Linked DNA regions of Mus musculus: region 1 is linked to region 2. A link is a loop called in an ENCODE intact Hi-C map of the cell type or tissue named here. Cell type or tissue: left cerebral cortex. All regions are shown on one strand. Each heading gives the region's core, and the rest is flanking DNA. Links, peaks and the distances in the headings are about the cores only. Region 1 overlaps Srpk2 (serine/arginine-rich protein specific kinase 2). Region 2 overlaps Pus7 (pseudouridylate synthase 7).

The links. Peaks named below come from ENCODE experiments on the same cell type or tissue, not always from the same donor. Only the 100,000 strongest peaks of a DNase experiment are listed, where the experiment ranks them.
Region 1: a loop joins it to region 2, with 2.3 times the contacts of the local background. A loop is called at or near these places in 2 of 42 quality-filtered maps.

The regions. Positions count from the first base shown.
Region 1 is chr5:23,517,537-23,533,622 of GRCm38, forward strand. It overlaps Srpk2 (serine/arginine-rich protein specific kinase 2), which reads right to left. Exons shown (of 16, transcript NM_001359173.1): 8 at 10,361-10,526; 9 at 9,254-9,279; 10 at 7,960-8,209; 11 at 6,612-7,079; 12 at 1,083-1,183; 13 at 880-987. Among named protein-coding and RNA genes, the nearest start is that of Kmt2e, 91 kb to the left of the region's middle. In left cerebral cortex, for the core only: no CTCF peak of the experiment used is centred there; DNase peaks (open chromatin) are centred at 8,053, 8,900 and 9,008; H3K27ac peaks cover 1,581 bases.
Region 2 is chr5:23,741,590-23,757,675 of GRCm38, forward strand. Pus7 (pseudouridylate synthase 7) reads right to left here. Exons shown (of 16, transcript NM_178403.5): 8 at 12,869-12,997; 9 at 10,673-10,798; 10 at 8,216-8,277; 11 at 7,094-7,254; 12 at 6,205-6,331; 13 at 4,837-4,938; 14 at 1,828-1,957; 15 at 755-846; 16 at 1-387. The coding sequence ends at 251. Among named protein-coding and RNA genes, the nearest start is that of Pus7, 34 kb to the right of the region's middle. In left cerebral cortex, for the core only: a CTCF peak has its summit at 8,482 (motif pointing left); no DNase peak of the experiment used is centred there.

The DNA of each region.
Region 1 (16,086 bases), core at 6,874-9,373, 220 kb before region 2:
CCTTTAATCCCAACACTTGGGAGGCAGAGGCAGGCAGATTTCTGAGTTCGAGGCCAGCCTGGTCTATAGAGTGAGTTCCAGGACAGCCAGGGCTACACAGGGAAACCCTGTCTCGGAAAAAAGAAAAAAGAGAGGGGAGGGGGGGAGGGAGGGAGGGGAAGGAAGGGAGGGGAGGGAAGGGAGGGAGGGGAAGGGAAGGGAGGGAGGGGAAGGGAGGGAGGGGAAGGGAGGGAGGAAAGAAAAGAAAAGAAAAGAAAAGAAAAGAAAAGAAAAGAAAAGAAAAGAAAAGAAAAGAAAAGAAAAGAAAAGAAAAGAAAAGAAAAGAAAAGAAAAGAAAAGAAAAGAAAAGAAAACCAGATTCAAGCCCAGGAAGCTTGTGTCCCCACTGTTGTCTCAGCAGTGCTGGCACACGCTGCAAAAGCAGCCAGCACACTGTGACTGCGCTGGATGGAGGCAACTGTGCATGGGCAGATGGAGAAATCCCTTCTAAGTAGGAAGGAGAACAGAGAGCCTGCACATGTAACGGCCACATGACAGTGCTGCTAAGTGACAAGTGCTGCCACCCTCTCCTGGGAGAAGGCATCTGATTTTACCCCATGGTGTGACAAGGAGCCTAAAACACCCACACGTTTCCAGAGACTAAAGGTAACTCCTCAGATGGATCTCACTCTTGGGACAATGGTCTGCACAGGGCCTGAAGAGACCATGTCTCACAAGACATACATACCGGAGAATTCTCCCAATGCTTAAAGACCCAGGCACATTTTCCTCTTCTCACCCATTTTAAAGTGAAGGATGATCTCTAACAAGACGCCACCTCATTGAGAGCATTAAGGAGAAGCCATTTCTAGAGAAGAGAGTGGCAAAGGCCGTTCTTACCATGCAAGCTGTACTCCAAATGTCTGCAGGTGTGCTGTAGCCTGCTCCTATTAAAACCTCTATGGACCTATACTGACGTGTCTGGATATCCTCTGTGAAATGTTTATGCTGGAAAGGAATAGATGTGATAAATATTAAAAAAAAACAAAAGCATCTTCGCACACTAAATAACAATTAAAATGTAAAAAGAAAACACTACTTACCACCCAACAAGCATTTCCCAGGTCAGCAATTTTTACTCTAATTTTATCTGCATTCCGTGGATCCAGAGGGTTCACCAACAGGTCAGCCGCCCGGGTTTTTGCTGCCATGAGCAAAGAACAAAAGAATCAGCACTGGGGTCATGAGGTTTGCATGTGTGAGCACAATGCTTGCCAGGTAGAATGATTGGACAGAAAAGAATCCTGCACCTGGGATCATTCCTCCTGGGTTGTATCCAGCTCACTGGAAGCCACAGAAAGATAAGCAAGGGTGACCAATCACTTCTAAGCAGTTGGCTTGATGCCATCTGAGCAGCAGCTTGAGGCTGACAGCAACCCTATTCCAGCTTCCTCAGCTAAGCCAGCACTCAGATATCAAGTGTCACATGACAACTAACAGCAAACTCAACTATAGGCAGAGGCTGAAACCTCTTATGACTTAGTTTTGAACAAGGGAGATATCAAGCTAGTATTCTCTCGGGTTGACATGGGCCATAAAGGCAGGCTTTAGGGCAATTCATTAGTTCAGGTGGCTCACCGGTAGCTGACTCTGAGGGAGTCTCTACAGCAGGTCCAGGCCTGGGGTTTACAGCTTTAGGGAAACTCTCAGTTAAGCTGTAACTACACTGCAACTACACTCATCTTCACAATCCTACACACTTACAGTTTTGGTCATATTGAAATGGAATTTAGGGATTAAACAGAAAATCCAGCTCAATGTACTACATTAATGCCCTTGTTGAGGATCTTTTTGTTCATGTCGAGTTGCTGCCTATGGGCACTAAGCCTCTTTCAGGGTATTCTGAAACTGAGGAACCATAGTGCTGGTAGATCCCACACAAGAAGTAAAGTTACCTTTGCTAACAGCAGTGCAGACTGCAGGAGGGCTAACAGGACCTGAACCTGAACCTCTAAGGAACCCTGGGGTGGCTCTGAAGTCGATAGTCTGGTCAGTTCATGTCTGACCTCAGCTTATGGATCAACTTGGGCCAGACAGGTGCAGACGTGAAACAGAATCTGCTCACGCAGTGATTTCCTTTCTCAATGTGTGCTGCCGGGATCAGGGTGCGAGGAGGGCCGTGACTATAGAAACACTCAAAAAGCCCATGTGAACACAGATATACTCAAGCCTGCTGCACAATCATTCTAAGTGTGCCTGAAACCAGACTGCCTCCTTAGATTAAGTCACCCCCATGGTGACCTGTCATAGCAACAAATGACCTACGGTCAATCTTTCCCTTCCAGAATGACAAGCCAGTAACTTTTCTCTGCTTCCACTAGAGCATGAATAAAAGTGGCAGGGTTTATTTTAGGAAGCACTTGAACACCCTAAACCACAGGCACCAGCAGCCTCTCTATCCAGATGAGGGGCAGAACTAGGACAGTTAAGGACAACACCTCACCCATTCCTTGGACAAACACTTCCCAAACCCCTTCAATATGCCACTTTGGTGACATATGTCAAGAAAAAGACACACTCAAATTAGGAAACTCATGTCATGCCCTGGTTGGCAATGCAGGCAATAAGAGCTAGGTGTGGACGTGCACACCTTTAATCCTAGCACTAGGGAGGCAGAGGCAGGCAGAGCTCTAAATTCTAGACCATCCAGAAACATACAGAGAAACCCTATCTTGAAAAACTAAAAAGGAGGGAAGGAAAGAGGGAGGGGGAAAAACACAAACAATACTGTAAGCACACAAGCAATTCATGTAACATGTCAGAAAACTAGATACACCTAAAAGAACAACAGAACTAAGAAGAGAGATGGCTATGAGCGAATGTTGAAAATCTGCTTTTGCTTGTCACATTTATATGCTGTGGAGGGAGGGGCACCGCACTTGCATGGAGGTCACACAAATCTCTGCGTGTTCTGGGGACTGAATCAGGTCATCAGGTGAGAAAAATGCCTGGGAAGGTGTCACTAGAAGGAAGCACAAGGAGAAGTTCCAGGCAGGAGCTAGGTGCTACATAGAACGGTATCTACAGTCAAGAATAACCTGTAACACTTGAAAGAGCCCACCAGCCTGCGGGGTACAGGGCATCTCATGCTGTCAGGAAGCCGGCTGGATAGCTCAGCATCCAAGGAGGGATGCTCAGAGTCTCATATGCTATATGGGAGACAGAAGCTAGTTCCATCATCTGGGGAGCAGGGAGAAGATGATAGGTATGTATTTGGAAGGATACATATGTAAGGATCAAGACCTAAAACACAAGGTCCATACCATGGCAGCCTAACCAGGACTGACTGAGAAGACTGTAAAGTGAGGGCTCCACATGGGCCAAGCAGGCACACTAACAAGACCATTCTGCTCTGGGACATCTTCTAATGTCATGAGTCAAGAAACTTCTGCTAGCTGCTCTAGCAGCCAATGACATAAGACAAATCCCATCTCATCCTTCACGGGCCACCAAATAACTTCAGAGTCTACATCTTGTCACCTTGGCATCTAAGTTCTTCAAACAACGTAATTCACCCCTGGCTACTGTTCTCTATAATAGCAAAGACAACACAAACTCACACCAAAGCTTGCTTCCCAGACCGGTCGTTCACTGCTCTATCATACCCTGGGTCAGGGAAAATAAAAGACAATTTTCAAACTAAAGAGGAAAGCTTAGTAAGGACTGGGTTGAGTAACAAAATCATCCTTAGTTCATTCCTCTGATGATAAATGCTTAAGTATTTATTTAAATATTTACTTTAAATTAACTTAAATTTAAGTATCCTACTATCTATGGCATGCAGTTTCTATATAAAACATATACCATGTTAAAACGTTAATACTAAATATAAGTGGAGGATATATAGGTACCTATTGAGCTAGACTTTCAGAGGTTTCCTAATAATTCATTTAAGTACCTCACTTGACTGTTCTGTTGCCCATAAGCACATGTACCACTGTAGAAAGGACTGCTGGGCCCCAAGAAGAGCTGTGAAGAATTAGGAACAAGGGAATTTATCTAATGAGTGTGATTTAAAACTCTAGCAGCAAGCTGGAAGGGTGATTTGGAAGAAGTCAGGAAGGCAGCTAGGAACAATATAGAAACAACAAGCTTCTGAAGCAATAGAGCCAAGCAAGGCCTGTGCCTCAGGGCCAGAGCAAAGAGGGGCCTGTTTTGAGCAAGGGCTGGCAGACCCTAGACTGCTTTCTATTGCTGCAATAAAACACTGATCAAACCAACTTGGAAGAGGAAAGCGGTTACTTGGCTAATACTTCCACATCATATACCACAACTGAAGGACATCAGGGAAGGGACTCAAGCAGGAACCCAGAGGCAGAAACTGAAACAAAGACCACAGAGGAATGCTTCTTACTGAATTCTTCCCTATGGTTTACCTAACTTCCTTTCTTATACAGCCAGAACCACCTGCCCAGGGGTGGTACCACCCACAGTGAGGTGAGCCATCTTACATCAGTCATTAAGAACACGTCCACAGCCATGCCTACAGGCCTACTTGATGAAAGCAATTCCTCAACTAAGGTTCTCACTTGCCAGGCTTGTCATCTGACAAAAACTACAACTCAGGGCCTATGATAGAAAAGAAGAAGAGTGCCAATGACAATCAACTCACGACAGCAGTGTGGAAGCTAAGACCCAGAGAGGCCCTGCACACTGCTGCTTCACCCACAGCAGCTCATACCACAGCTCACTCCATTTCCTGCTCAGGATTCACTTGCTGCTAGGACTCAGTAGTTAGACCACACAGGGACTGAACCAGCAATGCCAGGGAAGCCAATGGAAATCATGGGCACACAGGAAGAGTTCAGCACACCAAGCATAAGGTAAGAACAGAAACCAGGGTAATGCACACGTAAGATGTGTAACTTCCCAAAGGGACTGCAGAGCAAGCTTGAACAGCAAAAGAAAGCCCAGGGCTCTCGGGGGAGACAGTAGAGCCCAAGCATGAGTTGTTGTCCACTTACTTCTGCCAAGATAAAGCAGGCAAGGCAACTACACAGCATCCTGCCGATCAACAGATAAGTTCACCTCTCACAGTGCCCAAGCATTCTTTACATGAAAATGATGAGGACTGCAATCTCTCTGCACTAGAATTTTAGATTGCCTAAGTTAGATAGCACTTCCTCACTCACTCATTACAATTATAAATTAATTCTCATTCTCTCTCTCTCTGAGGATTTCTTTCTGGGACTGGAGAGGTGTCTCAGTGTTGAGAGCATCTACTGTTCTTCTAGAGGACCTGGATTCAATTCCCAGGACCCACACAGCAGCTCCAACTGTCAGTAATTCCAGTTCCAGGGCATCTGACGTCCTCATACAGACACACATGCAGGCAAAACACCGATGCACATACTTTTTTTTTTTTTTTTGGTTTTTTAAGACAGGGCTTCTCTGTGTCACCCTGGCTGTCTTGGAACTCACTCTGTAGACCAGGCTGGCCTTGAACTCAGAAATCTACCACCTCTGCCTCCCAAGTGCTGGGATTAAAGGCATGTGCCACCACCGCCCGGCTCTTTTCAGTTTTAAACACACAGATGTGTAACATACCTTTAATCCCAGCACTTGGGAAGTCGAGGCAGGCAGATCTGAGTTTGAGGCCAGCATGGTCTACAGAGTGAGCTCCAGGAGAGACAGGGCTACACAGAGAAACCCTGTTTATAAAAACAAACAAAAAACAAAACAAAACAAAACAAACAAAAAGAAAGCAGGATTTGGGGCTGGAGAGATGGCTCAGAGGTTAAGGGCACTGACTGCTCTTCTGAAGGTCCTGAGTTCAATTCCCAGCAACCACATGGTGGCTCACAACTATTCTTTTTTTTTTTTTTTTTTTTAAGAATTATTTATTTAATGTATATATGAGTACACTGTAGCTGTCTTCAGACACACCAGATCCCATTACAGATGTTTGTGAGCCACCATGTGGTTGCTGGGAATTGAACTCAGGACCTCTGGAAGAACAGTCGGTGCTTTGTAACCGCTGAGCCATCTCTCCAGCCCCTCACAACCATTCTTAATGAGATCTGACTCCCTCTTCTGAAGTGTCTGAAGACAGCTACAGTGTACTTACATATATAATAAATAAATATTTAAGAGAAAGAAAGAAAGGAAGGAAGGAAGGAAGGAAGGAAGGAAGGAAGGAAGGAAGGAAGGAAGGAAGGAAGGAAGGAAGGAAGGAGAATTGTATAAACAAGGTCAACTATCTAATAAAACACAAGTTCTCTCTTGGTATAGCTGAAAGCAGACAGGTGTTCCCTTAGAGAGAAAGAAAACCCAAAACTACTACTACCAGCCAGAAGAGGATTGGTGTCTAGAAAGGTATGAGTTTGGTAATGGTGCAATGCATTTTAACTATGATGTCATTCAATAAATATACAATAAATAAAGAAAGCCCAGGGATAGGATTTCAGAGAGTAAGAGCAAGCCTAAAGGACAGATATAGTCTAAAGCATTGTATTTTCTCTTGAATATACAAGCATTAAAATGTAAGGGTTTCTCTTGCCCTCTCACTCCCTTCACAGTGTCTGCCAAAGAGCAAGCAGAGCAAGCAGACAAAGATGCAAAAGGGCACTTACTTTTTGGCAAATCTCCAGTACTAGAGGCTGAAACTGTCCTGCTTCTGTCATGGGAGGGACTGCTTTCCTCCTGCTCGGTAAGTGGCGATCCCTCTGAAATCACAGAGCCACAGGCCACAGGTTCTAAGGGCCCAGAAAACAACGGTGTGGGAAACTCTGAAGTCTTATGTTGTCCATTTGGCAATTCACCATTGAATTGTTCATAGGAGCTGCTATACGTGTAATCACTCTCTGCATTTGGCTCATCGAGGTTATACTCCTCGGGATTTGCACAGTCATCTTCATCGTCCTCTTCATCCTCCAGCTGCTGCTCCAGTGAGAACGGGCCATTTTCAATATGGCCATTGGCTTTCGGGGACTCCACCCAGGTAGGGTCTAAGTTTGCAAGTTCCTGTTCAACATCATCTTCATCCTTCTCCGCGTTCTCCTTCTCTGCATCTTCTTTCTCTTCCTGGTCTTCAACTTCACCTTAAAGAAGATGAGAGTAAGATCAAGAGTCATGGCTCTCCTTTCAAAGTAGTTCTAGTTAGGCCTCATACCAAGAGACCCGTTTTTTTATACTTTTCTAGTTGTTTTTTTTTTTTTGAGACAGGGTTTCTCTGTGTAGCTCTGGCTGTCCTCAAACTCAGAGATCTGGCGGTCTCTGCCTCCTAAGTGCCAGGATCAAAGGCCTGCACATGCACCACACCTGGCTAGGAGCCACTTCTAACGGACCTCAGAACATGTCTTTTGTTTGCCAAGGCAAGGGAGCTTTCTAAATCTTGTTTCTGCTCATTTAATAATGAGCCCTCTCATCAGGAACAAGTTAGCTCTGGGGGGTAGGGGGAATTACAAGTAAAACTGGACTTTCACTTCAAGCCCTTCTTTTTCTTTTTTGAAGATGTTTACTGTACCTGATCTTTAGTGTGTGAACCCCCTTACAGCTGGAGTTGTAAGTGGCTATGAACAGCCTGACACTGTTAGTACTGGGAACCAAGCTTGGTTCCTCTGCAAGACTACTGATCCATTTTTCCAGCCATTAACCCTTTCTTCTGCCATTTTAGAATAAGAGCTGTGCTGCATTAAAGTTAGGAAAAGGTTAATCACAAAATGAAGAAAGGGTCATCACAGCACTAACACGTTTCTCAGACATCCTCCTTCCCTCTCAAAGCCTACTTTGAGATGTTGGCATCCACCTGGCAGATATTTTGCTGCCCCCATCTCCACCGAGAAGCTCAAGAAAGCCGTCCTTAGTGCCAATGGCGGTGGCAGCTCAGATGCTCTAAGGCACTCTGTGGCTCAGAGATGAGCCCTGTGTGCAGCTCCCACACACCCAGCAGCCCTCCCTCCTGCTCCGAGCTGTACTGACCATTATCCTTTGCTGTCTCTTCCTCAGTTGTGTCCTCTAAGTCGGCTGCTTTCAGTGTCACCTCCGGCTGGTACTCTCCATCCTGCTGCTCCCCGGAAGCTTCTGCAGAGGTGATGTTCTCCTCTAGGATTTTCCTTTCGGCTTCTCGCTCCAATTCCTCAATCTCCTGTAGGCGTTTCTCCAGCAACTCAGCCTGTCTCTTCTGTTTCTTTTTCAGCTTTTTCTTTTTGTTTTTAGATATTTTTCCTATCTACAACATGGTAAGAAAGTGTGGGTCAGGTGGAAGTGTGATGCCATGGGTCAGAAAAGCACTCTTTAAAACACTATTCAGGAGTTCAAGTATTGGTAACATAGTGAATCCAACTGTGCTTTCCTACAACCTACACAGTTATGCTCACTAACCCAGCCAGAAGAGCCACCTTAGGGGAGGGCTGGGCTCAGACTGTTAGTACCCTCCCTAACTTCTAGGAGAAAAGTCTAGGAGATGAGCATGGTGAAACACCTGGCTTTGAGCGAGAATCTTCTCTTGCAAGCAATCCTTGCTGCTGACTATATCGGGTCATTTTTATTCCTTAACAATAAAAACAAACACCTGCCAAGACGGGTGCCAACAGCACTATATCTGAGTTTGGCTCTGATACCAAGCTGTGAACAACAGCCAATATACCATGAACTTTCAGAAATAAGCAGATAATATAAAAAAAAAAATCAAAATCAAAAAAAGGAAAAGCCACAGTTTTGTCAGCCTCAAGCTACAGCCATAAGTCTCAGAAAGCCTAGCAACGAGTGCCTGCCAAGCTTCAGAGGCCATAACCCAACCCCAAAGTCCAGGGGAGAGCTACACAAGTAACAATTCACCACACTTGGAACTACTCCTCCGAGCCAACTGCTCAGTGATTCGACAGGATCACAGAATTGATGGTGCTCATTCTTACTTAAACAGCTGGCTATAAAAGATTAAAATGGTTTTTTGGCAAAACAGGATACTTGAAGGCCAAGAAGAAGTCATTTAAAAAAGAGTCTGGAACACTTATATTTTAAACTTGAACTAAAACCTTGCAATTCACAGACTTGGCCAACAGCAGCCTCGAGAGCCCAGGAGGAGCCTGGCTTTGCAGCAGCATGACTATTCCCATCCACGGCAGGAAGTCATGAGGGTTTTCTGATGACACAGAGCATTTACAAACATGCCCACTTCTAAATTAATGAAGGTTATAATATTTTCTACATAATTTGTGAAGCTCAAGAGTGAGCAGTTCCTTCTGACATGCTGAATAGACATGTGAATACTTACAGGTTTTTGCTGTGGAGCCGTACTCACTAAAACAAAATAAAACAGAATGGGTATTCAGAGGAAAACAGGCACCTTTGGGTAATTTGATTTGCAAAATGAAATAATACTGTTTTAATAACTACCCAGCTTTGAAAAACTTGAACCTTAGAGATTGCTAAAGATAGGAACCTAGGAAAAGTTTGTGCAATTCAAACAGACTGTGCAATTCCAGGCCACAGGAAGCTAAGCCCTCGCGCCACTTTCCTTGCAAACAGCCTCTCTCAGAGCACTGGCAAACTGAGCACAACGGAAAAAGAAAAGGAAATGCAAGAGTTTACCCATCAGTCACAGACCCAAACATGTTCTGCAAACGAGGCAATGAACATGTTAAATGAGAAGCTGCACAGTCGTGTTTGAAAACTACTGGGAAAGCACCACACAGGAAATGAACTCACATAGCACAGCACACTGTGCAATGGCTCTAGAATTCAGCAGGGCAAGCATCAGAAGCTTCATGACTTTGGTTGCATGAGCTGATATGATAACATCACAATGACACTCCAGGTGAGGTGACAGCACCTCTCTGGAGCCCTGTCAGTCAGAGGGGAGCACAACCAACATTCCAGTCTCCCCAGTGACTCCTGTCACCCTCGCAAGAGAAACTAAGCTAAAGCTTAAGTCCCTGCTCCCCTTCCGCGCCCCCCACCCTAGAGCGTCCACGGCTGATATCAAATGTGTCGGCTAAACTGAGGTGGAGGCATCTACTTTAGTTTAAGAAAAGAAAATATTGTTATGAAACCTAAATCAGAAAAAAAAAAACAAAAAAACAAAATCAGAAGACTGAAGGTAGGCTATAAGAAAGCTATCATATATTCTCCAGAGACTTGGACCACACAAGAACATGCTCCTATGTAATGAAGCAACAGCTAAGAATTCATACAGGGCAACAACAAAGAGCTAAAAGGATGAACTCAAACACCATCTTAAGCAAAAGTCATTTCCACATCCAAACTCTTGAGAAAAGGTTCCTAATGTGTACGCACACATCGGACTCACGCCGTCCCTGCCCGGCTTTAAAAGCTCCCAGCCCCCAAGCAGACTGAAGCAATGAGGGCTCGGACCCCTCACCTGCAGACCCAGAGGGAGGAGGAGCACCTGCTTTCTGCCACTCCGTGGCTTCGGCTGCCATTCTTCTCACGTAAGCGTCATCCACACACATCAAGATGTTTTCCGGCTTTATGTCGGTGTGAATTATCTTGCACTTACTGTGTAGATAATCTAACCCTTGAAGGACCTGATCAGAGTAAAATAAAATCAAAGAAAGGACCTATTAGTACTTTATTTTGTAATTTATTTACTCATAAAATATGCAATCTTTCCATATGTAAAATGGAATACAATTTTATAGGCACAGATAAACACTGACTTTAAGAAATGGAATCTCTTCACAGGCAACCAATGTGCATTACTTTAGAATTCAGTTATGCTTATAGATGTAATGCCTTTGATAAGAATTTTATATGAAGTAAACCCAGGGCTTCAGAGCTCTTAGAGAACTTAGGTTCACGTGTATCTTACAACTGTCTCTAAGCTCAGTTCCAGTGCATCCAATGTCACTTTCTCATCACTGCAGGCGCAAGGCACACACAGTGCGTATACCCCACACAGGCAAACATTTATACATAGAAAATAAAAATGAATGCATCTTTTAAAATATCAAATACATTAACATGTTTATTGATATGATATCACAGAACTATGATATAATTTAGAACATTTGCATCACTCCATAAAGAAATCCCACAGGCATGAGGAGTGGCTTCCCATCTTCCTCCAACTCGGACAGTCCTAACCATTAAGCTATGTGCCTGACTCATATAGCATGGTCTCTGTGTGTGTTTGAGTAAACATGTCCAATGTACATGCATTTCTGTGCATGTGAGTGAACAGATGTCAACAGCAGGTGGACTCCTCAATAGCTCCCACCCTCCTCCCCACTTTTTTTTTTTAAATAAAAAATACTGGTTTTTCTTACTGAACCTGGAATTCACCAATTTGGTTAGAATGACTGCCCAGCAAGCCTCAGGGAACTTTCTTTGTCTGCCTCATAGTGCTAGAATTATAGACACACATCAGCACACTGGCCTTTTGTATCTAAGGGCCCGAGTTCCAAGTGTCAGCAGCCTAATGTATAAAAGGCCACCCTAGCCCCGATGCCCGTTTTTAACTGGCATCATGACTGAGGCTCATGTTGGGTAGCACACAACAGCTGTTTACTTCCCTTATTGCTAAAAAATATCCCCTGTACAGACACATGGCACTCTTTAAAGATTTATTATTATGATTTTAGTATGTGTGTGTCTTGCCTACATGTATGAATGTGGCAGCACTTATGTGACCGGAGTTAAAAGATGGTCATTAGACAGCATGTAGGTGCTGGGAAACAAACTCAGGTTCTCTGCAAAAGCAGCAAGTACTCCTGACACTGAGCCCCAGCCTCCAAATGGCATTTTCTCTATTCATGTGCTCAGTAGGAATCTCAACTCCTTGTTTATGCTCCTTGGCTTCACATGCAAGCCTTGTGGTCATTCCCTTCTTGCTTTTCATGGTTACAATCTTAGGGGAGAGATTCTGGGCTATATGGCAACTACAATTAGCCTTATAAGGAAATGACATATTACCACACTGGTAGAACCAGTGTACAGTACAAGCTATGTATAATTCTAATTTCCTTCATGCTCATCCAAAACTTTTTTTTTTTTTAAATCTTCTCTATTGGGTATGAAGCTGTATTTCATTACTGTTGGGTTTGGCTGCTTTTCAGATTTGTTTTTGTTTTTGCTTGTTTTTGTGTTTCTGAGGCGGGGCCTCACTATGTTGCCCAGGCTAGTCTTGAACTTTTGAGTTCAAGCAAACCTTGAACCTTATGTTTATTTTCAATGATGCAGAAAAGGGAAGATTTTATTTAAATAAAAAATACTCTTAGTTTCTCATCAACACTACAATATTTTAAAAACTCAGCTGGGTGCGGTTCTGTTCTCCTGGATTGACAACACTCAGGAGTTAGAGGCAGGAACCCCAGGAATTAAGCATTCTCAGCTACTTATTGAGTCCACAGTTGCCCTGGGCTTCATAAAACCCCAACTTTAATAAAAAAAACAAATCTGAATAAAAATATTTAGGACAAACCAAAGCTTATCTAGTGCCAGCTGACATGAAGGTAAAGCCCATATTTTCTGGAATTATCCCCACTGAAGAAGAATCCTTAAAATAATTTCCAAAAATCAAAATCTAGTTTGAAAATGTTTCCAAGAATCAGAAACTCTCAATAAGTAGCCCCACCACCATTCAGGCTCCTTGTTTACAAGAGATAAGTAGTGTAATGTCCAGCTGAAGACACAGCTCAGCACTTAAGAGCATGCATGCATCACCCTGAAAGCAGACCTAGGGTCAGTGCCAAGCACACAACACAGTCACCTACTTAAGTACAGGTCTGGGCATCTAGTGTTCTTTTGTGTCCTCTATGGGCACTGTACACACATACGCATAATATAAATAGAATAAATCCAAACAAAGCAAATAAGAACAAATCTTATTTTTTTAATTACAATACTGGGAAATGGTTGCAAAAGCAATGTTTCTCTCTATCTTAAATACCTAGCAAAATAGTTCTCAGAGACAGTGCAACAGTATTACAAAGTGAAAGGGGCAAAAGTCTTAGCTGGAAAATCTAAGCAGAGTTGTTTTTTTTGAGAAAGGGTTTCTCTGTGTAGCCATGGCTGTCCTGGAACTTACTCTGTACACCAGGCTGGCCTCGAACTCAGAAATCTACCTGCCTCTACCTCCCGAGTGCTGGGATTAAAGGCGTGTGGCACCACTGCCCTGTAGCACTGTTCTCTGGACTTCTGACCTCACAACAACTGAAACTCAGTTATGCCCGTAACCCCACAGCATCCCAGCATGGACAGAAATAGGCATGTTAAGTCATCCGCAGTGGGACGGCTATTGGGGGAGCTGAAGTAATTTCTCTTCAGTGGCAAAGCCACTGGTAAGGTGCCTATTACCCATTAAATCCCCCACACCTATGCACATACAAGCAACCCTAATTAAACTTAATAGTAGTTGTTGTTGTTGTTTTAAAACATGAGCATAGAAGGCAGATGTGTTGGGAAGAAGGGTTACAGAGGGCACAGGAAGTGGGTAAGCAGAGAATGGGAGGTGGATATTATCAATATGCATTATAAAAGTATACATATATAAACTTATCAAGGAATAAATTTAAAAGGCAACCAATGTAAGTTGCTTCCCTGATGTTCTCACCCATGTACTGAGAAGGAGTCAGTAGTCATTAAAGAGACCCCCACCCCCACCCCCGCACAGGCAATGAAAACAACTCAACCTTGGGACTTAACCTGTTCCTCAAATATCTACTCACTGTTATCAGACAAGGTGCTTAAAATAAACTTCCACTTCTTTATTTTTCAGAGGAGGTGGGAATTCAGGGTGTGTGCTCATGTGCAGTAGCACACAGGTGCGCACACGTATATGGGTATAGGTGTGAGACAGAGTCAACCTCAGGATTATATCCTCAGAAGCCATCGACCCACCTGGTGCATTGTGAGACTTAGTCTCTCACTGGGACTTGGAGCTCAGCAATTAGGCCAGGCTGGCTGGTGAGCAAGCCCCAGAGCCTCCATCTCTCCTGTTACTGGAGTTACAGTGAGCCGTCGCCATGCCTGGCTCTCTATGTGGGTGCTGGGGATCGAACACAGATCCTCACATCTGCACAGCAAGTACTCCATTTCTTCAGACCGAGACTACAAAGGCCACCATTGGAGAAGTCTGGGAAATTCCCGTTACAGTGAGAGAAGCTGCCTTAGTATTGTGCAGCTCAGAGAGAATGAGATTGCCATGCTCCACACGAGGAAGGTACAGAGCAGAGGGAAGAAACAAGACTGACTCCTCCAGAGACCAAAAAAAGACACTTCTAGGAGTCTCGAGCTGAGAACACGACATCTGAAGATAATTTAAGTTAGCACAGAATCACAACACTGTGCCAAACAGGATAAAATTAGAATATCACAAAATCCACAAGTGTAAAGTGAGAGTGAGTGTGACTGACCCTGAAGCAGTCACACAGTGAGTGTGGATGAATCTGTATCAAGGGTGCTGAGCCGAGCAGGTCCGCCTGCTGGAGCCCACCTCTCCACCATGGAAGAGCTCCACCACAGAACTCTATCTCTCTGTAGTTCCCCACAGTCTCACTTGGCTGCTCTGGCAGGCCTGGATCCTTGATCCTCCTGTGTCCACTGGGATTATAGGCACATGCCGCTTCATCTAGAAAAAAAACACCTAGCTTTCTCTAAATAGGCACTTCACTCCATCCTACAGTTATAATCCTGCACTATGGATTCTCTGGCTAAGAAGGTTGTTTTAACAGAGGAGAGAGGCGGGGAGGGAAGTAGAGAGGGAGCGAAGAGACGCACTGAGAGTGAGCATGCGCGTGTGCAGTGTTCGTGTGTGACTTAATGTGGGGTCTTGGGAGCCACATTAGGGTCCTTATGCTTACACGAGAAGCACTTTATCCACTAAGTTATTTCCCCAAACCCTGAAGGTCACTTTTTTCACATGTGGAGTATTATGCTACTAGTGTAGACACAAAGACATGTGACAGAAGACAAAACGCAGAGAGCAATGAGTGTCTGGCACAACATACTAAATGTTAGTTTACATTGTGATAATAAAATTAAAGCTAATTTTAAAACCCAGGACTTCAACTGATAATTACTTTTATAGAATTACAGAAAATTTAACAAAATTGAAGCTTTGCTGTATTTCATGACTGGCAAGCAGACACCCTGTTACAAAATTTCTCAACAGTACAATGAATTAAATAATAAAGTTTTAAAACATAAAACACTAACTTCGGCCTGAATTATGTAAGAAACTGGAACCTACTTTAAAGAGTTTAAGAAGTGTTCGCCTTAGGTGCATCCTTTAACACAGCAGACAGGAGGCCAACACAAGGCCCCCATTTAAAGTTTAGAAAGACATGGTAAAGCTAGTTATAGAATAGAACCTATGATTTACAAGCAAAAAAACAGGAGACAGGACTCCATGACTGAGGCCAGAAGCTGCCCGGGCCAAAGTCTGAGATGGATATACAGAGTACCTACAGCCACAGCCAGAGGCTTGCAGGACGGCCCGGCCTACGAAGAACTGCTTAAAGGATGGGATTCGGGCTGAGCATGCAGACTACAAACAGGGCACTTGCTTAGCATGAACAACGTCCTGGGTGTGATTCTCAGCAATCACCCAAAAGTAGTTATTCAATTTCTCTAAATAAAGTAATAGTTATCTAAAATGTTCATGTTCTTCTTTTCTCTCCTCACCTACGCCCCACTCCCCCACCCAGTACTGAGGACTGAATCCATTAAGCACGCAGTCTACCACAGAGCCACACTTAGTCCTGGAAAGGCATTCACATCATAAAGTCATACAAAGAGCCTCAGGATAACCTACTTAAACATACCTACTTTTTATTTATCTAAGTACTTATTGTGTAGTTTGAAGGATTGGACCCAGGGTCTTTTAAATGTTAGATAATCTCTCTACTACTGAGTTGTGTCCAACAAGCCCTTTAAACCAAATAAAGATTCATCATTTTGAAAAGAATAAGAACATATGGAGTGAGAATTTTGGTTTCTTTAAAAACCCAGTTATGACATGTGAATGCTTTTGTCTTGATCCCAGCTGTGGGATACAGGGCTGCTTCAGTTTGTCCACAGCCCAGCTGTTAACTACGACTGTCTTCTGCTCTCTGGAGAGGACATGTGGCTCACACTGCTGCCCTC
Region 2 (16,086 bases), core at 7,415-9,914:
GCTGTACTAGAATCTAAGCACCTACAGGATATGCTGACCCAATTCGATCTCTGAGCTGAAATTAGGATCCTCAGGACTTGTATATGTGTACAAATATTGCAAAGTATTTAAGCTGATTAAAAACTTTACAAAATACAAATCATCCTTTACTACAAAAGTTTTAAACTCCAAACATGAGTCAGCACTTAAAAAAAGACCAGAATAGGAGGTCAGAAGCAGGTCTGCATCCCCTCTCTGAGCGATGCACTGTTCATCGCAGCCAGCTCGTATTTAGCTGGGTCTGGTTCTTGATGCTGGTGTCCATTTTGAGCACTTCTCGAATGGCCATGGTGGCGTAAGTAGAAGGAGGAAGAGAAAAGTCCATCTTCAGAGCCCTGTATTTGCCTTCTGCCGGGCAAGAAAGAAGAGTGACCAAAAGACTGACCAAAGATCACGGGGCTTCCCCAAAAGCTACGCCCCTTTCCTTACGATTCCACTCCCCAAGGGTGCTCGCAGGATGAGACCACAACATGAGAGCACAGGAGTGTATGGACCAGCGGGGTATGGTAGCTGTACTCAGGAACCTGATGACCAGGGCAGGAAGGGCTGGCAAAGGCGCCCGTCAAGTAGAAGCAGCTGCACTAAGTCTGGACTTAAATGTCCCCAGGAGCAAAAGGGTAAAGAGAACTGACCCCTCTGAATCATCCTCTGATCTCCCGTGTGTGCAGTGCGCACGCGCCGACCCATAGAAAACACTCCCATAGCACTGACTTACCAGAAGCAAACACTGGTGGTGGTTTCCCCTCGAGGTTGTCCACATCCGTGTTGAAAAGTGGAATTTTAGGATCATCATATGCAACAACTTCCCTTCAAAACACACAGAGAGAGGTGAGCATGAGCGAGCGTGAGAAGGGGCACACGGCTCCTCCTCTTGCTCGTCGTCACTGTCCTCATTCGCTGGGCAAGGAAAGCACCCAGGCTGGCTGCAGGCCTCCCCACTGCTGCACAGTAGAGCCCAGTGGCCCTGGACGGTGGGAAGGATGAGGATGGTTCCGTAGCACGGCAGGCATCACTTTGCACAGACGGTGGAAGTCACCGTGGCCTTCACATTTCCTCCACAGTGGGCACTGCGGCCATCACCCTCTCAGGAGAGACTGCTCTCCAGACTGTGCGTGGTAAACGCCAACTCTGACAACTTCATGGCCACAGCCAGGAAAAGAAAGAGAATCAGGAAAAAGAATTTCCTGGAAATGGTCAACTAGTACAGGATTTCATTTTAAAGTTCAAAAAACTTGAAAAAACAGAATAAATATCAAAGGCATCTTTTAAAATTTTTTTTAATTCTAATCTTATTTTGTATGTATGAGTGTTTTGCCTGCATGTGTGTCTGTGCACCAGGTGTGCAGTGCTCAAGGAGGTCAGAAGAGTGTGTGAATCCCCTGGGACCAAAGTTACAGCCATTGTGAGCCGCCATGTGGGTGCTGGGAATTGAACCTGGGTCTCTGGAGGAACAGCCAGTATCTTACTGCTGAGACATCTTTCTAGTCCCAGAAGCAAATGGAAGTTTTACAGAGAAAGGCGAGGAAGCTCATTTTCTGTACATCTGTCCAGTAAGTCAGGGATTCCAACAAAACGTACGAGAATTAACTGTCGCTGTATGACTGTAGCCAACTCTAATTCGTTGAGCACTTGAAAAACAAAAACCGGTGGCAGTGGTAACCGTGGTAATAAGGGCAGGCGACAGCTATGGCACATTATATACTAGGTTCTGAGCACAGAAAGACACACACACAACACAAAACCTTGTGATTCTACAGGACCCCGCAGGGTGCTTCAGGTCACACTCACCAGCTGACGCTCTGAGGCCTGATGATGATCCTTCGGTAGGCCCCCGATAAGGAGTAATCTCGAATCGTGTGTCTCATGTTGTCAATATCAAGGTTGTCTGCAGCAAGCATTTCCCTGTAGGCCTCGCTGACTAACACAAAAACAAACAGTTAACTGGAGCACAGCCTGTCAGCAGGTTTCCTTGAACTAGCGGTAAACTCACAATATTAGAAATACCGTTAACAAGTCTAGTCAGACTGCCCCAAACAAGTAGTTAACCCTAGTGATGTAGTAAAACAGGCCTAGAAAGCGCCTCGCCTCCAGCTTTACTTCAGTCACCCTGGGGTTTTTATGTATGTAACCAGCCACAGGGAGTGTGGCATAGTTTCCAAGCTAACTTCACATGGACTTTCTAAGTACAATTTTTTTTTTTGGTTGTTTGAGACAGGGTTTCTCTGTATAGCCCTGGCTGTCCTGGAACTCACTCTGTAGACCAGGCTGGCCTCGAACTCAGAAATCCACCTGCCTCTGCCTCCTGAGTGCTGGGATTAAAGGCGTGTGCCACCACGCCCAGCCCCTCTAAGTACAATTTATACACAGTGACTCTAAATGTTTAAAACCAGGAGCCCTGGTCACCTCAGCCCACAGGCGTTTTCTAATATTCCCTTACATGTCATTTGTGAGGGACTGTTACCCGAGGCACATATTAGATGGTCCCTCCTACTCCAAACAGGCTTGTTTCCCTAACTCCCGTGGCTCTCTGGAACACGGCAGACTAGCTGGCCTCCACATGTACCCACAAGCACTAGCGCTGTCAGGGGTTCTAGTTGACTCTGGTTCCTTCAGCTGTCCCTCCTTTGACATTTTTGGATTTGTCTGCCCCAGGCTACGAGGATTCAACAGTAACTCCTGACTCCTTATTTTTGTTGTTGTTTCACAAATTATTTATTTAATTGTTTGAGAGATGGTTTCCCTGTGTAGTACCGGCTATCCTGGAACGAGCTCTGTAGAGCTGGCTGGCCTCAAATTTAAGAGCTCCACCTGCCTCTGCCTCTGCCTCTGCCTCCCAAGCCATGGACCACCACACCTAGCTCAGAGAGTGCGTGTGTGTTCATAAGAGAGGGTCGTTCTGTGTGTGGGCGTAGCGCACATGTGGCGGTGGTCCTTTCCTTGACTTCACAAGAGTTCTAGGGACCAAATTTTCTCTGTCACACAACAAGTGCCTTTACCCATCTTGCTGACCCTTGATACTTTTTCTCTTTTGAAGACAAGGTTTCACTATGTATCCCTAGCTAGTCTCTAACTTACATGGACAGGTTGGCCTCAAACTCAGTGATCCTCCTGCCTCTTCTTCTTTTTAGTGATGGCTGACTTAGGGTATTAGCTCGACTCATGGACACTTGGTGTACCAATCATTTTTATTAACTCAATACCAAGTATTGTCACCTGGGAGAAGGGAACCTTAAGTAAGGGATTGTTTTCATCACACTGGCCTGTGGCAAGTCTGAGGTATGTTTTTCCTGACTGCTGTGTTAACGTAGGAAGGTCTGGTTCACCGTGGGTGGGGCTGTCTAAGTAAGGGAGCCGAACAATCCAGTGAGCAGCTTTGCTCTCGCTCCTGCAGCTGTCCTTGTTTGCATTTCTGTCTTGACTTCCCTCAATGATCTGAGTGTGGTCAGGTTCTTTTCTCCTGTGGACGTGCCCTGAAGAGAGCAGAAAGGCTGAGGAAAGGCCGAGGCGCTCCCTATTCACAGACCTCAGACACTATTTTTCTCCTGCTCCCGGACTTCACGACTTGTACCAGCAGACCCCAGGTCTGCACCTGAAGCCCCTGACTTGACAGATCAATGGCGTCTCTGGTTCTTTCTCTAGCACACAGATAGCCCAGGACTTCTCGGTAGCTGTAATCAAGCCAATGCCTCTCACAAATCCCCGTTCTTATCTCTATTTATGCTATCTGTTCCAGGAGGATCTTGACAAAAACAAAGGTTTGCTTCCCCCATCCTTCTTAAAAGCTTAAGGACAATTTTTTTTATCATTGTTTAAATGAAAAACTCCAAAGAAGGCGAGCTGCAGCTCTCAGCAGTTATCCAGGGGGAGGAGAACAGGAAGAGAGAAAGCCATGCCATTTGAGTCAGGCATGGAGGTCACTCATGTGGCAAAAAGGAGGGAGGGAGGCCTTCAGAGACAGAGTAAGGAAGCCCAAAGTATCGGAGAATCCATACCTGTGCTCTGGCCTGCATCAGATAGAAAAAGGAGACAAACACCTCAGAAACAAGCAGAATCAACAGACCCGCACGGCGGCTGTGGCAACCAACAGCACTCTGCTTCTCAGGGAAGCAGACAGTCCCTGTCTATCTTCCTCATCCTCTCTGGCTCCCGTCCACTGCCTTTTCGTCAGTGAACTCAGCCAGTACAAGCACTGGAAACAGAGCCACATGGATGGCATACTCTATAACCCTGGCTAGAGGAATCCTGAGCCAAGAAGGACCTCAGTCCCAGTCAGTTCTAACTTACACAGGAAATACACTGTCCACAGGCCAGTGCTGGCTGAGAGTAAGTGTTGGGTGTTCTTCCAAACCACTCAGAGCTGCTTTTTCCTGCCTCTGAATCCAGAACCACAGAAGTTACAAGTCCTCCCTCTATGCTCCCCCCAACACCTGAGCACCCAAGATCACAGGCTCATGACACACAGAGCGGCAGCTTCTAATTGAAAGTACCCCCCTGAATACATTCCTTCCTGGAAGACCTTCACCATAAAAAATATATCTGAGCAGTGTCTCTGTGTGTGTGTGTGTGTGTGTGTGTGTGTTTTTAAATTTTTAGACAAGGGCTCTCTAGGTCGCCCTGATTGGCCTGGAACTCAATGTATAGGCCAGGCTAGCCTAGAATTCACAGAGAAAATGTGCTAGAAAGAAAGCTTTAAGATTAGCCTTCAAGTACCGCTTCCCACTCTGCTTCAACTTTAGCTACTGCTGGCTCAGCCACATTACACTTGTCTTAACGAGCTGGCTCAGACATGGAACTTACTTTTATGCTTGGGGTAGATAACATCAAACCCAGGCAAAGGCATCACCACATCGTGGATGGAGTAGTTGTCAACGTCATCTTCCTCAATGTAGGTGGGCGTGGCTGCAAGTCCGCAAGTAAACAGCAGGTTAAGAACCGAGTTTTCAAGAGTTCAGGTTCATAACGGTCACACACATCTAGGTAAGCTGGAAGCACAGGTGTCCAGCTGCAGAGGCCCAGCTGCTTGCGTGTCTCTTTCTTTAATTAGCTGAGGAACCGTGGGCAAGGGGCTAAATCTCATAAAAATCAGAAGACTTCCCAGCAGTACTAAAACAGAGCGATGCAGCACACTGAAGGTGACACACGGTAAATGTGTCATAGTGCACAGGATATTAACACTTCTTTTTTTTTTAATTTCACTTTTTGTGTATGGATGTTTTGCTAGCATGTATGTCTGTGCACAGTGTGTGGGCAGAACCTCAGAGGCCAGAATAGGGCACTGGATCCCTTGAAAGTGGAGTTATACCCAGCTGTGAGCCACCATGTAGGTGCTCGGGACTGAACCTGGCTCCTTTGGAAGAACAGCCAGTGTTCTTTATAGCTGAGCCAAGCTCTAGATTCATCCTAGCTTTTCTTTCTTTCTTTTTTTTTTTTAAAGATTTGTTTATTTATTTATTATATGTAAGTATACTGTAGCTATCTTCAGACACTCAGAAGAGGGCATCAGATCTCGTTATGGATGGTTGTGAGCCACCATGTAGTGGCTGGGATTTGAACTCAGGACCTTTGGAAGAGCAGTCGGTGCTCTTAACCGCTGAGCCATCTCTCCAGCCCCTCATCCTAGCTTTTCTCTTCTCTTCTCCCCCGCCGAGACCCCCTCATCTTTTCAAGACAGGGCTTCTCCCTGTAGCCCTGCTGCCCTGGACCTAGCTCTGTAGACCAGGCTGGTCTTGAACTCAGAGATCCTGCCTCTGCCTTGAGTGCTGGGCGCCACCATGGCCTGGCAAGTACTTCCTCTGTGAATGCTTTGGCTTACGCTATCAAGCTCACCAGTGCAGTTAGCTCCAGGCTGGTGTCCTCATGGCTCTCTGGATAGACATATTTTGAAGACCCAGATTGAATAATGTTTGTAATGGACTTTTAGCCAATACTGGCCCAAAAGTTATTCTGCTATACTTAAGCAGGAGCCCCCAGACTTAGCTGCTTATTCAAAACACTAACATATTTTTTTCACTGGTGATACAAACTAGCAGCCTGACTTCATGCGGCCTTTCTATCTCCCAATTACTACACATCTCTTTGTTAACTAGTACCATACTGGATGAAAAACACTGTGATAAAATATCAGGGTCCTAATTAGCTGCACGGCAGCAGTGTTCCACGTCATACCTCCTTTGAGAACAAGGTCCCCGGGCACAGGCCTCAGCCCGTACTCCTCAATTCTTCTGCTCACCATGGTGTTCCACACGTAGCTCTGATAACTGTGGATGTACATTAAGCGATTGTTTCTTGGAATCTGCAGCGAATGGAGAAACAGACAAAGGAACAATTCTGAACACTTAAAAGTGCTATTTTCCAGACATTTTGCTCATTTCGTGGTAATTCTAACACAAGAGACTCACATTTCATATAACTGATGTGGGGCTGGGAATGCGTCCTGAATTATACTCATATATGAATTATATGAATTATACTCATACATGGGCTATGCTTGCCGATATGTTCCCCATTACTGCAACCACACTGGCAATCTCTTAGCGACTTCCTGTCCGACTGCCTTTCTCGGGCAGTTGAAAGCTCTAATGAGAACATGACCACGGAATGACTACAGTAGGGCCAGGCCTGGCTCAGCAGCTAAAGGGACTTGTAGCCAAGCCTGACTACCCGAGTCTGATCCTCGGGGACATACTATAAAGTGAGAGTGGACTCTCCGGACCTCTACCCACATGCTTCAGCAAATGCCCGTGCCCTGCATGAGCACAAGCGTAAACTACAGCTTTGGAAGAAATGACCACACAGTGGGTTCCGAGCGTCTCAAATCCCACTCGGCTACATTAAGTATTCCCCACAGATACTTTCTTGTGTCTCTAATATCAACAAACACTGGCAGCATTTTCCACATCAATCAGCTCTCAGGTTAAAACTGAGGTATACCCTAATAAATTCCTCTGCAGACTACTAAGGATTCTTTGCTGGTCTTTCAAGATCATTTTAGGATTATGTTTAGAAAGCACTGACCACTTCTGAGGCACCGCCTCACTTCACAAATTGCACTCACTATGCCAAATGCAGAGACTATATTCTTCATTCCATATCTGGAAAGTCCTCGGAGCAGCTGCCCTTCCACACACCTTTTGACGGGCAGCTTTTTGAGAGCAGAGGCTGGGTCTTTGGTCTTGGCCCATTCTTCTCTGCATTTCACCAAGTAACCCTTCTCAGCTGCGGGAGAGAGAAGGCGCCATCAAACTTCCCTGCAGAAATCGCCCGCCATTTAACATGCTCCACAGGGAACCTAGAACTGGGGGAATGTTTCCATGTAATGAAGACGCTCACAGTCACCCAAAAGCGACAACATGGGGTCACAGAAAGTGTGCTTCTCCCTCCCCGGCTCCGTCGTCAGCCAGAGACACTACTCATCATCACTGCAACTAGTCCAGCAAAGAACAACCGGAAGGAAGTTTCTCCTTTTCTTGCCCCCGTTCTAGCAAGGTTAATGCTTTCTTTAAAAATAAAAACACGTTTTTAGCTTGCAAATGAAGTTACCTAAATCAAGTTTATTATTTAAAAATTTAAAAAAGTACCAGTTAAATCCCTCTTTTACAGTGTAGTTTTAGAGATATTTCCTGGAAAAATTTTAATCCACTTTTAAAAATCCTTAAGGTACTTTGCCAAGATCACATATTTCATTATAACACTTTTTATCAAAGCAGTCATACATAAAAGTTTCCTATAAGCCAGAGAATTTGAAGTAACCATAGAGAAATTAATTTATTTCAAGTACATTCAACCATGCATGAATAAAGCTAAGACTACGATACAGATTTTAAAAAATTCAGTCCCCTATGCAAAACCATGAAAATAAAATAGTGGGGCTGGAGAGATGGCTCAGCCGTTAAGAGCACAGAGTGCTCTTCCAGAGGTCCTGAGTTCAATTCCCAGCAGCCACATGGTGGTTATCTGTAATGGGATCTGATGCCCTCTTCTGCTGTGTCTGAAGAGAGCAACAGTGTACTGACATATATTAAAGAAATAAATCTTTAAAAAAAAATAGCATTAAAATTTTGAATAAAAAAGATCAAGAACTTAAAATAACAACCTGCAGTTACGTTTACTTAAAGTGACTTCATGACTATCTAGCTATATACTCTATGCATTTTATTTTTACACAAATCTTTCTCACCTCCAGAACGGGGTTTCAGTATTAAATCCATGACTTCTGTCCAGGAATTCTGTAGAATTGCTCTAGAATTAGACAGTATTTACATTAGTTAACTTTGCATATAATAAGCTTTATATGTTCCAAGTAAGACTTAGTTTATTAAATTTAAAAGTATGCAGTACAATGATGATACAGATTCAGAGGTCACTACCTACTCTAAAAGGAGTGTGTATTCCTTGGGCAGAGGACCGGATTCTCAGGATCTACCCTCCAATGGGCACAGCTGCCTGGAACCCCAGCTCCAGAGGACTTGCTGCCCCCTTCTGGACTCTATATCATCTCCTCCAATGAGCATCAAAGAGGAAGGGAATAGAAAGAACGTATAAGCTGGAGAGGGTGTATAAGCTGGAGAGGGTATGGGAAGGAAGCTAACTTCTGAGCAGGACAGACTGCAGCACTCTTGAACTTGCAGCAGCTGTGATTATTCATACAAGCTCCTCAGAAAATGGGGCTTGCTGATTCCCCATCATAGAATGGAGTGGGGCTCATGAACACGTTCTTCAGCCGTAAGGTACCCATGCTCCTGTAAAGAGCTCTAACTTCAGGGACACATGTAGAACACACGAAAGTAAAAGGAAAGAAAGCTGGGAAGAGCGGGGGTGGGGTGTGTGGGTGGGGGTTGGGGGATTAGAGGGCAGGCGTGAGGACAGAGGGCGTGCAGGAGAACACTACTGAACATGTACACATGAAACAATGAAACCAACCAGAATATGTGACTGACCCCGGTGAACAAAAAACATTAAGAAAGCTATTGTCCTTTTGGACAACAATATAGCTTTTCATATATTGCCTTTATGTAGTCTGGATACAATTCATCTTCTGTTTTACTATATGCTGGGAAACCCTATGCTGATAACAGTACATTCTTTGAAGGCAGGAAATAATCGGACATTGTGAAAACAAATAATTTGAAAATCTGAACTAACTTCTGCAGACCTTTGGGAATATTCTGAAACTTGTGTTTCCGGGTTAAGTCTGGCAACACTTTACTGAGCAAGTATTTCTTCGCGAAAAAATTCTTTGGGTACAAAACTATAGGGTGACATGGCTTTGCTCCTGCGAAATTAATTAAAAATAGTAAAAACAAGCTGATGCCAGCCTTCACTAAATGCTCTGCCCCACAACAGCCAGTGTCTTCATCATGCTTCTGTGTGTTTCCGGAGACAGTGTGGCGGGTTTTCCTTCTTCAGGTGCTAGAGGTCCCGTCTAGGGCCCCTCGTACACTACGGGAGGGCTCTGCAGGCTCAGCCACGGTCTAGTGGACTCCACTGTGCCTGCCTGGTCTTAAGTTAGAAATATTTCTATTTCTCCTTTTACAACGTTGCTTGAGAGAGACGTCACAGCAGACTGAGTTAACCCTTGGTCCCTGTAAAATCATACAAGCAAATACAACCTGATGGTGGGAAACTGAACTAGAGAAAACTGTTTCTACGGCTGTCCAACCAGCATGCTAGTTCGGCCCTTCTGAAGCGCAGCCTCCGCCTGCCAGTGCTGAGACAGAACCAGGAAGACATGTTCTCAGACCACACTCGGTGTGCACTCCAGCGTGCCAGCTCCTAGGAGGAAGTTACTTTATGCAATGCAATCTCTACTGGACAGTGGGATTCCCACTGGATGATTATGAAACCAAGTATTTACTGATGAGATTTCTACTCTACCCTGGAGGGCTTTCCTATTATCTAAATGTGAACCAAGCTCATATGTTCCACATTAGATCTTCTACAGTTTTCTTTAAAGGGTGGGGGAGGGCAGATGGGAGGTGAGTAACCCACATGTTAAGAGAGATCACACAGTGCCTTGGGTTTGCATAGTCTGGATTTGTGTTACCCTGGTTTTTACTGGTGTCCACTTACCTGTTAAAAAGTAACAGAGAAGCCAGGAGTGGTGGCGCACACCTTTAATCCCAGCACTCGGGAGGCAGAGACATGCAGATCTCTGAGTTCAATGGCAGCCTTGTCTACAGACTGAGTTCCAGGACAGCCAGGGCTACACAGAGAAACCCTGTCTTAAAAATTGAAAATATAAAAAACAAACAAAATTCCAAAACCTAAGAGATTCTCTTGGACCTCTTGGACGGACTGTTAATAGTGGGAAGAAAAATTTAAATTCAGGTCACATCTTTTTCTTCTGTGTGTGAGTGTGTACATTACACACGAGCCTCAAGTGATCCAGAGATGTACTTGTATCCATTTTCCCAGCACTGGGTCATAAAAGTGTTCCACCACACCTGGCTTTTCTGTAGGTACAGGGACCTGGAGCTAGGTGCTCCAGTATGTACCTCAGCTAAACAGTGAGACAATGTCTCAGAAAACAAGACAAAATAAAACAAAACAAACAAAAAACCTAAATCAAACAAACAGCACAAAAACCCTAAATAAAAAAGATACAAAGGTAAACGATAAAAGACTGAATACAAACCTTCCAACCTGGTACGTTGGAACAGCTGTGGTCCCGAACCTTTGCATGCCATAGTAGTTAATGAAGCCGGTCTCCCTCAGAGACTGCATGGCTTGCTGCACCTGCTCATCAGTTCCTGTTATATTCCTGCAGAGACCCAAATTATCAACAACAACAACAACAACAACAAAAAAATGGACAGCTAAATACATTTTATGGTGCACATAAGGGCAACTTCTACACCTGACAGCTCTAGAACAACAAGAAGCAAATTCATCCAAGAGGAGTAGACCACAGGAAATAACCAAACTTAGGGCTGAAATCAACCAAGTAGAAACAAAAAGAACTATTCAAAGAATCAACCAAACCAGGAGCTGGTTCTTTGAGAAAACCAACAAGATAGATAAACCCTTATCCAGAATAACCAGAGGACACAGAGGCAGTATCCAAATTAATAAAATCAGAAATGAAAAGGGAGACACAACAATGAAATACATGTTAAAATAATTATTCTGTTTGTTGAATATTAACTGTTGAAAATATTAAAATCATGTTCTACAAATACCATGGAAATATTATTGATAATCTTTCTCACTGTGCTTGAAATTAGCATTTTCTTAATGTTTAACTTCAAAGAGATTTTGCTATTTTGAAAACTTTAAAATATACTTACTGATAAAATAATTTCTTTCCTAGAAACACTGATAAACTGATTGTTAGACAATGTACACAGATATATAGTGCATTTTAAATACTCTCTCACTATGTCAGGTGGTATCACATAAGGGCTTCTGAACATATTTCTTAATGATCCATTTTTAATATTTCATGCTCTTTTACTATGCTTAACTCACCAAGAATATTTTGTATGTTTTGAAACAATTTAGTATTCAACATTAGATATAGGATCCTCAGTTACAGATAGTATTAAATATTCATTAATGATATTTTAGGGTATGAAAGGTATATATATATATATATATATACATATATATATATATATAGGTTGAAACATTTTTATGTATTATTTGATTCTTAAAATACTCAATATTATTAATATGTTTGATGTATAGAATGCATTTATGAGGACAATCTTTTGTTTTGGTTTGGTTTTTTCGAGATAGGGTTTCTCTGTATAGCTCTGGCTGTCCTGGAACTCACTTTGTAGACCAGGCTGGCCTCGAACTCAGAAATCTTCCTGCCTCTACCTCCTGTCTCTGTGTAGCCTTGGCTGTCCTGGAATTTGCTTTTGTATACCAGGCTGGCCTCAAACTCAGAGGTTGCACTGCCTGTGTGCTTTAATCCTTACTGCTGGGATAAAGGCATGCACCTCTGTCCTCTAGCTTGTTTTCATCAGTACCAATTATCAGAGCGTGAAGCCCATGTGCAGCATCTACCACCGTGCTGTTCCCAAACTCCTTCCCTGTGTCCAGATCCATTCATCCACTCACTCCCTCACTCTGCACACTCTTGCCCTGGCCAGCCAGCACTCCATGTAGACCAGGTTGACCTTGAAGCAGTGTGATCGCCTGCCTCTGCCTCCTGAGTGCTGGAATTACATACATATGCAACCATGCCTAATCACAAACTGAAGCATCCACCAAAGCAAGCTCTAATCTTCCTATGAATGTGTCCATTCTAGGCACCTCATACAAATCAAAGCACATTTTTTAAAAGATTTATTTATATTATGTATATGAGTAAATTATAGCTGTCTTTAGACACACCAGAAGAGGGCGTCAGATCTCATTATGGGTGGCTGTGAGCCACCATGTGGTTGCTGGGATTTGAACACAGGACCATTGGATGAGCAGTCAGTGCTCTTAACCTCTGAGCCATCTCTCCAGCCCCCAATAGTAGGCTCTTTATCTTTCAGTCAGTAACTGAAGGACACAGTGTTTCTGAAGGCTATGGGAATCTTTTTAGGGAGGGACAAAGACCATTTATCAGGAAAAATACTACACAGTATCTATTCCTCATGCCTACAGGCCTTGCTCTCCTAGCCTTTCTATCTGACGCAGGTACCCTGTACCCAATTGTGACATGTGCAGACTCCTGGAGCCCTGCTACCAGCCCCGGCTCTGCACCCCCCCCCCGCCCCTGCCCAGCCCCAGCCCCGGCTCTGCACCCCCCCCCCGCCCCTGCCCAGCCCCAGCCCAGGCTCTGCACCACCCCCACCCCACCTCCCTGCACTGCACTCCCACTGTGGCACTTTACCTGAGAACAACAGTGAAGTGGTTTCCTTGGAGCGCTCCTAACTTCAGAGGGGTTTTCTGATAGCTGAAATTCCCGAGCTTCAAGTTCATCAGGCACTTATTGAGGTGGGCAAGTCTTTGTGCACTTATTCTTTAAAGAAAAAAGGAGCAGAGGAAGGACCATGAGTCCCGACAGAAGACAAGGGCACACCAGGGCTGTGACTGCAAGGAGGCCACAGGAGGTAGCTAGATGCAGTTTTCCTTTCCCCCTGGATTATTCCTGTGCGTAACAGTACTAGAATGATGGGACTTTACCACCAAGGAGAAGACATAAGAGAGTGGCGGTGTCTACTCGGTGTCTACCCTCCGTGGGCAGGAGGTGGCAAAGCTGCTGATGCTTGCTGGCAGACAGCAGTCCACATAACTGTAAAGAATGGTCTCTAACACATAAGAAGATTAGCCACAATTGGGCCAGTAAGAAAAATACTGCAAACTCTGGACCACAACACAACCTTGGAAACACAAAAACACAGAGAAGAAAGACTTCATTGGTTCATCCCTGAAAAAGGCCCAGACCCCTGCATTTCCTCATTCCCTTAAACGCACACTGAAGATGTGTGGAGCTAGATTCAGAACCCGGTACCCTGCTGTTTCATAGACGTGTTTCCCATACTGTTGGAACTGTCTCATTAGAAAGTCTTTTGCCTTCCTCGACAGGACATCTGCAGAAAAGCAAACACAAAATCTTTCTTTACACCATAACCCTCCCCACTCACTGCTGTTAACAGTTTTTTCTTTGAAAGACTGAATTTTTATTTATGTGTGTGCATGAGTATGCATGTGTGCGTGCATGTGTGTGTATACATGTGAATAATTACAGGTCTCTCCAGAGGTCAGCCGTTGGCTATCCCTAGAGCCAGAGTTACAGGAGGCCATAGCTGCCTAGTGTGGTGCTAGGAACCAAACTCAGGTCCACTAGAAGAGCAGCAGACATAAATAACAAAAGATGTTTATCTCAGAGGGCTTCATGTTCTTGATATATAAAATTTTTGAAAATGCTAAACTTTGTATTTTTATTAAAAAAAAAATATATAATGGAGGCTGAGGAGACGCTCAGTGGTTGAGAGAACTTGCTGTTCTTACAGAGGACCTGGGTTTGATTCCCAGCACCCAACACACAACTCCAGTTCCAGACCCAACATCCTCCTCTGACATCCACAGGCACCACGCCTGCGCATATGGTATACACACAGACAAAACACTCACACTTAGATCAACAAAACAAAAGAGGCAAGGCCAAAAGCCCCTGTGCGGGCTATAGGGAGGTCTTCCTGGTCAGCCGCAGGTCAGCCAAGGTTAAAGTGAGATCCTGCCTAAAGACAGACAAACAGCACCCAAAACCTCAAAATACAATACACAGATGAAAGGTGTCAGCCATTGCTTTCCCGCCCCATGCCTGTCCCGTGACATCACCATCCCCAAAGGCGTCCATTCGTGTCGTTGGATTAACCTGAATACAAATGGAATCCTTAGGTCCATCTAGGCTCTAAGAATCCAGTTTTATTTATCTATTAGTTGTCTTTAAGATTCTCTGATTTGTATCATGGAGTAATTGTTTCCTATTTTCAATGATTAGAAACAATGCAACAAACACACCATGGTGCCCAAGAGCATGGTGTTAATTTTTCCATGTCCATGTCTCCTCTGAAGTGACAGCTACTCTGTCAAGCAGCAGAGACAAGGGGGTGAGCCTGGCTTGAGTCTGTCAGTGGCTTCCAGTATAGTTATGTCTGTGCGCACTCGCGTACACTTATGTTTCCGTGTGAGGACATTTGTGTATATGTGTTTATGAACAGAGGACTGTGGAAGCACTGGGGGTGTGGCTTCACCCCCACGCATCTGTTCATGGACCCATTCAACAGGCCTTTCCAGTTTTAACACAAGGGGGAACTAATGGGGCCACTCTGCTCTACTCCTTGGCCAAAGTAAATACATTAAAAAAGAAAATGAAACTACGTACATTTTAGAATTCACCTTCACAGGGCTGAAGAGTACTTGCTGGATCTCAGGCACCCACACCAGGCCACTGACAAACACCCGTGACTCTAGCTCTAGGGGATGCGATGCCCTCTTCTGGCCACTGAAGGTACCCCACACAGGGCACACACACAAATTAAAAATAAAGCTTGAAAAATTCGCCTGGGGGTGGAGAGATGGCCAATGGCTAAGAACATTTGTTGCTCTTGCAGGAGACCCAGGTTTGATTCTCAGCACTCACACAGTGGCTCACAACCATCTGTATTTCATTTCCAGAAGATGTGACCCCTATTCTGACTTCCATGGGCACCAGGCATACAGTGCACATACGTAGAAGTTAATAAACTGTTCACACACATACAAATAACATACATCTTTTTAAAAAAATCATCTATATAATATCCGAGCTCCTGGAATTTATGTTATTTCAGTGCTAGGAATTGAGCTTAGGGCTTCATACATGCTAGGCAAACATTCTATCCTTAAACTCTCAGCTCTCCTGGAATTCTTTAGCAAAATTGCCCTACTACTCCCTGAAGACACTCAGTGAACCACACCTCCAGAGCTTCCATGGTTCTGTGCTCACAGACATGGATAATGCAGAAATGTGCATGCATGTGCGCGCACACACACACATACATATATACACACACACACACACTCTCATATGTACATATGTACTAGGCACCAGCCTGTTTGTTTCCTTGCTTGCTATGTAAGGAAGCTCCTTAGTGCTCCATCTCCCTTTCTCACTTTTGTTCACTGTCAGGTATTCAGCCTTACTAAGTTACAAAAAAAAAAAAAAAAAAAGTTGCTGCACTAATAGAAAACGTAGGAAGATGGCCATCCAAGTCAGGAAATGGGTGAAACTGGAACACCCAGTTCCCCTCTGCCCCGTGAAGCAGTCGGGCCTCACACAAACCAGGGCGAGCTTGAGCAGGTGTGTTCCAGGCCCTTGAATCAAGATGTGCAGGGAGGATGCTCAAAGTCGACAAGGACCTACAAAAGCAGGGGGTCAGCACAAACAGATTGCGGACCAACTGATGGAGCTCTGTAGTCAGCAGACACTGCTGGAGAAAGGACGGGGTTTCAGAGCAGAAACAGAAAAAAAAAAAAACAAATAAAATAAAACTAAGCAAAAGCAAAAGATAGGGGCCAAAAGAACCAAGTTATCAGCCTGGCTGCCCGTGACCCTGGACGGCA